Regions from separate parts of the Homo sapiens genome. Here region 2 is linked to region 1. Evidence: read pairs that join two places in POLR2A ChIA-PET (ENCODE). Cell type or tissue: HepG2. All regions are shown on one strand. Each heading gives the region's core, and the rest is flanking DNA. Links, peaks and the distances in the headings are about the cores only.

Evidence for each region. Peaks named below come from ENCODE experiments on the same cell type or tissue, not always from the same donor. Only the 100,000 strongest peaks of a DNase experiment are listed, where the experiment ranks them.
Region 2: POLR2A ChIA-PET joins it to region 1 with 5 read pairs; 2 of 35 experiments call an interaction of 5 or more read pairs at or near these places.

The regions. Positions count from the first base shown.
Region 1 is chr3:129,533,427-129,536,340 of GRCh38, reverse strand. It overlaps RHO (rhodopsin), which reads right to left. Exons shown (of 5, transcript NM_000539.3): 5 at 997-2,733. The coding sequence ends at 2,623. Among named protein-coding and RNA genes, the nearest start is that of RHO, 6.2 kb to the right of the region's middle. RefSeq lists an enhancer at 516-1,185. In HepG2, for the core only: no CTCF peak of the experiment used is centred there; DNase peaks (open chromatin) are centred at 1,080, 1,510 and 1,770; H3K4me3 peaks cover 834 bases.
Region 2 is chr3:129,677,728-129,680,641 of GRCh38, reverse strand. All of the region lies in intron 4 of TMCC1 (transmembrane and coiled-coil domain family 1), which reads left to right. Among named protein-coding and RNA genes, the nearest start is that of PLXND1, 73 kb to the right of the region's middle. In HepG2, for the core only: no CTCF peak of the experiment used is centred there; no DNase peak of the experiment used is centred there.

The sequences.
Region 1 (2,914 bases), core at 96-2,595:
TACTGCTCAAGGTCATCGCCAAGGTCTGATTGCAAAAATCCAAAAAATTGCAACCTCAGGCATAAATGAGTTACGTATGATCAGGTGACCTAGACTTGGCCAATCACAGAATTAATCCCCATCTCAGTCATGGTGATACCCTGTGCCTGAAGCCCCGGGCTTTTTGTTCATGTGAGCCAACAATGTGTCCCTTTTGCTTCAGCCCAAATGAGTTGGATTTCCTATCACTTGTGACCAAAAGTATCCTGACTGATATTATCTAGTGAGTCACAGTAAAGAGGGACAATGATAGAGATCCCAGCATGATTTGCCCCAGCCTCACCAAGGCACCGAGGATCGGCTATCTCATGCTCCTGCCCTCCTTTCTCACCTCGGAGGAGGGGGTGACTCTCGGGAGCTTTAGCTCCATCCTTTTCCCCTTTGGGACAGGGTCTCTAGTAAGGCCAGCTCTGAGCTGAAGCCCAGTATTGCCATAGTCTCATCTGCTGCATGCCAGGCAGTAGGCTGGCCACTTAAAGTCCACAGTCGCATCTAATCCCCTTAGGATCAAGTGGTTTTTTTGTTGTTGTTTTTTGTTTGTTTGTTTGTTTGTTTGTTTGTTTTGTTTTGTTTGGAGACAGACTGTCCCTCTGTTGCTCAGGCTGGAGTGCAGTGGCGCAATCTCGGCTCACTGCAACCTCCACCTCCCAGGTTCAAGCGATTCTCCTGCCTCAGCCCACTGAATAGCTGGGATTACAGGCACGCGCCACCATGCCCAGCTGATTTTTGTATTTTTAGTAGAGACAGGGTTTCACCGTGTTGGTCAGGCTGGTCTCAAACTCCTGACCTCGTGATCTGCCCACCTTGGCCTCCCAAAGTGCTGGGATTAGAGGTGTGAGCCACTGTGCCCAGCCAAGGTCAGTTTTAAGATTCTTTTTTGCAGATAAGGAAGCTCTGAGAGGTGACAAAGCTTGTTTGCAGTTTTATGGGTTACCTGTGCCTCTATGACCCCAAAGTTGGGGTTTTTCCCATTCCCAGGACTGCCTCCTCCACCTCTAGCCCCAGGGGACTCTGTGCTGCTTGGCTCTGCTCATTGCTCAATCCAGCCATCCCAGGGTCAGGGATCAGGTGGAAGCTGGCAGTTTCAATCTATCCTGTGGATAGAGTGTGAAAGCAACAAAACCCACCACCGTTAATACCAACATAGGAGCTGAGCTTTTAATGGCCCAATTTGCCTTAGTCTCCAGGCAGAGCTGGGTAAAGCTAGAGCTTCTGGCTTTGCTTATATGGAGAAGGGGGAGCAGTTACTGAGGCAGCTTAATTCTGACACCTCAGAGATGTGGCCAGCTTTTTGGAGCAGATTCTCCAGAATGGAGAATGGACTAGCAACTGCTGAAGATGGGCTTGTCTGGCAAGGGAAACTGGAAACTGGGGCCCATGAACATCCCCAAGGAAGGTAGGCCCAGTGGAATTTCCCACTCTTTGTTTCTAAGCTCTTCGAGATAAGGATGACATCAGGGACTCAGCTGTTAATTAAATGTGGGCGGGTGAGCATGGCTTCTAGAGGCTCCATGCTCTAGATGCTGGGACCCAGGTGCTAGAGCAAAAGAGCAGGTGGCTTCCAGAGGCTGAGAGAAAGGCCTGTCTCTCCATAGGCCACATTGGGAAGGGGAGGCACGGGACCTGGGGCCCCACACTAGGGGTGAGACCCCAGGCCCAATCTCACCCTCATTGGGAACTTGGCCTTCACCGTCCCCCTCCCCCAGTGTTGTTTTTTCAGGTCTGATGACTGCATTCTGCATTCCTGTGACTGTCCCTGCCTACAGCCCAACCCCCAGCCCTGGTCTGGCCTTGATGCCTAGCTAATTTTTAAAAACCTGCCCCAAGGTTGGGTGAAACCCCATCATCTGAATGCCCAATCTCAAAATGTTCACTATCAGGAGGTGATAATCATAGTAATTAACTAGTTACATTAATTGATGTTATTCACAACATTAACTAGAATCTGTACAGCTTCTTGCTATTTACAAAGTGCTGAAACACACACATAGACACACACACACCTCTTTTGGTCTTCTCAGTAGCTGCGTGTCGGCAGGACCAGGGATCTGGGATTTCCATTTTATAGGAGAAGAAAGTGAGGCCCAGGGAGGGAAAAACAACTGCTCCATATCATTAGCCAAGTATGAGTTGCTGCTGCTGCGAGGGTCTGAGAGGATAGATATGTTCTCCCTTCCCATTCATTCCTCCATTCCTTCCTGCATCCATCCAGCATTTATTAAGCACCTACTGTGTGCCCCATTCTGTGCTAGACACTTATCCCTAAGCTGGGACACTTTTCCAGAAAGCAAGAATCCTCGTGTTCCTGAAAGATGAGTTGGGAGGAGGAGGGGCACACATCCCGCTGGCCTTGGGGAACGTGGGACTCCAGATCAGTAGGTCTTGGTGGATGTCCCTTCTCAGGCTGTCCCAGGTGAGTGAGGAGCCTCATTAATTATTTCTTAAAAAAAAAAAAAAAATTAAGGAGCCTATGTGACTTCGTTCATTCTGCACAGGCGCTGCTCCTGGTGGGATGGCTGTGGCTGGGGGAAGGTGTAGGGGATGGGAGACGCCTATAGTCGGCCACAGAGTCCTAGGCAGGTCTTAGGCCGGGGCCACCTGGCTCGTCTCCGTCTTGGACACGGTAGCAGAGGCCTCATCGTCACCCAGTGGGTTCTTGCCGCAGCAGATGGTGGTGAGCATGCAGTTCCGGAACTGGAAGGCAAGAGGCTTGAGTCAGGGCCAGGGCTGCCCACAGTGTGCTTGGAACTGGCACGTTAGTGAGGTTCGCCCCGACCCTTTGCCTGCTTCTGCCCCTCACGATTCCAGCGCCCCATCCACTCAAATCCAGCTTCCTGGAGGGAACCTGCTAGGCAGACGCTCCTCACCCCTAGAG
Region 2 (2,914 bases), core at 189-2,688, 140 kb before region 1:
GGCGTGAGCCACCAGGCCTGGCCCAGAGTCTAACTTTGTAAAAATCATCAGTGCCTCCCTATTCTGCTGCTCAAGTGGTAGTGGTTATGACTTATGACAAGCGACGCAGTGAATAGCAAGGACTCTAAAGCCAAGTCCTCTGAGTTCAAATCCTGACTCTGCTGCTTATTGGCTATGTGACCTTCGACAAGTCACCTAACTTCTCCTGATTCAATTTCTTCGGCTATAAAATGGAGATTAAAATAGTATATATCTCCTAGGTTTGTTTTGAGGATTAACCAAGTTAATATAAGCAAAGCATTTAGATTTGTACCAGGTTCATAGTAAGCACTCAGTTACTACTATTACCTTTGCTACTATCATCTTCGTATTTACACATAAACCAGATTGAGTCTTCCACTTTCGTAGTCTCAGAAAATGTCTGTCTATCTAAGGAGTAGAAATATTCATGTAGTTCACAAAGAAGAAAAATAATTTTGGGCATTTAACACATGTTTTTAATAAAACGAGAATACTAAAGTATTTTAGGGCAATTCATGCAAGAGTATAAATGAACTCTAAGCTTTTTAAAAAATTATAAAATGTCTGATTTTAATGTATGAAGATAAGGTACTTTGGGAAGCTTTTAAAAGTCAATCTCTGATGCAATAAGATCCTGTTATAACACAGATGAAGAAGTTATAAATAAGCTTGTTAAGATTTCTTGGTGATACAATAAATGGAAACACTTCAGATTCTAATGAAAGAGTGGAACATAGCACACCCAAAAAATACTCTGAATAAATAAGAGAATAGGAAATTGTATTCATTCAACAAATATTTGAGCAGCTGCTAAGTGCCATGCACAATTTTAGTTGTTAGAGAAACAAAAGTGGACAAAACACAAAAATATCTACCTTCATGGGCCTTATATTCTAGTTTTTTATGAAATATAAAAATACATGTCAAAAGGTAAAGAGTTCTATGTAGAAAAATGAAGTCAAGAAAGAAAATAGGAAGTTCATAATGGAACCAAAATTTGCAATTTTAAATAAGGCAGGCCAGGCGTGATGGCTCATACCTGTAATCCCAGCACTTTGGGAGGCCAAGGTGGGCGGATCACGAGGTCAGGAGTTCAAGACCATCCTGGCCAATATGGGGAAACCCCATCTCTACTAAAAATAGAAAAATTAGCCAGGCGTGGTGGTGCGCACCTGTAGTCCCAGCTACTCGGAAGGCTGAGGCAGAAGAATCACTTAAACCCTGGAGGCGGAGGTTGCAGTGAGCCGAGATTGTGCCACTGCACTCCAGCCTGGATGACAGAGCACGACTCCATCAATAAATAAATAAATAAATAAATAAGGCAGTCAGAGAAGTCCTCGCTGCTAAGGTGACATTGAAGCAAAGACTTAAAGGAGGTGACGGAGCAAGCCGTGCAGGTGTCTGAGGGAAGAGCACTCCAGAAAGAAGGAACACTCACTGCGTGAAAAGCCCTGACATGGGTGCCTGTCTCTCATGTTCCAGGAACAACAGGGGAGGCCACTGTAGCTGATGCCAGTGGAGTAAAGGGATGACTAGTAAGAGATGAAGTCACGGAGTTTATGGGATGTAGTGGTGCAGGTGTAGATCATGGCCATTGTAAGAACTTTGGCTTTTACCCTGACTGACCTAGAGAGCCACTGGAAAGTTACAGGTATAAAAAGAGTGTCGTAATCTGACTTATGTTTTAAAAGAACTACTCTGGCTGCTCTGCAGATAATTATAAAAATATTATTGCAGTTATAGGAGACTGTTGCATTGCTAGGACAATATGGTGTATACATAGTGGTTAATAACACATACTCTGTAGCTAGACTATCTGGGTTCAGACATTGAGTCTGGTACTTCTTTAATTTGTGATCTTGAACAACTTAAATTCCCTATGCTTTGGTTTTCTTAGCCATAAAATTAGGATAAATAATAATACCCATTCCATAGTGTTACTATAAAGAATTAAACAATGAGGCCGGGCACGGTGGCTCACACCTGTAATCCCAGCACTTTGGGAGGCTGAGGCGGGTGGATCATGAGGTCGGGAGTTTAAGACCAGCCTGGCCAAGATGGTGAAACTCCGTCTCTACTAAAAATACAAAAAATTAGCCGGGCATGGTGGCACACGCCTGTAATCCCAGCTACTCGGGAGGCTGAGGCAGAAGAATTGCTTGAACTCAGAGGGTGGAGGTTGCAGTGAGCCGAGATTATGCCACTGCACTCCAGCCTGGGCAACAGAGTGAGACGCCATCTCAAAAAAAAAAAAAAAAAAAGAATTAAACAATGTACATGCCAAGGGTTTAGAACAGTGCTTAGCACATAGCAAGTATACTATATGTATTAGCAACTATGATTATTAATGTTGTTATTAAGTGGATATGGATATAAGGTATATGAGAAAAAAAAAAGAATTGGCCAGGCGTGGTGGCTCATGCCTGTAATCCCAGCACTTTGGGAGTCCAAGGAGGGTGGATCACTTGAGGCCAGGAGTTCGAGACCAGCCTGGCCAACATGGCAAAACCCCGCCTCCACTAAAAATTAGCCAGGTGTGGTGGCATACACCTATAATCCCATGTAATTTGGGAGGCTGAGGCATGAGAATCGCTTGAACCCAGGAGGCAGAGGTTGCAGTGAGCCAAGATCATGCTACTGCACCCCAGCCTGGGCGACAGAGCGAGACTCTGTCTCAAAAACAAATAAAAAATGAACCGACTGTTGGACATGCAAGTAGAGATACTAAGTAGGTAGTTGGATATCTGAGTCTAGTATTAAGGGAAGTGTGAGCTAGTGGTGTACATTTAGAATTCATCAGCAAATAAATGATTTTTAAGAGTAAGAAGAGTAATTAGTCCTAACGTGGGATTAGGGGTATATCATTCGAACAGCTCTTCCTTGGACCCTCTAC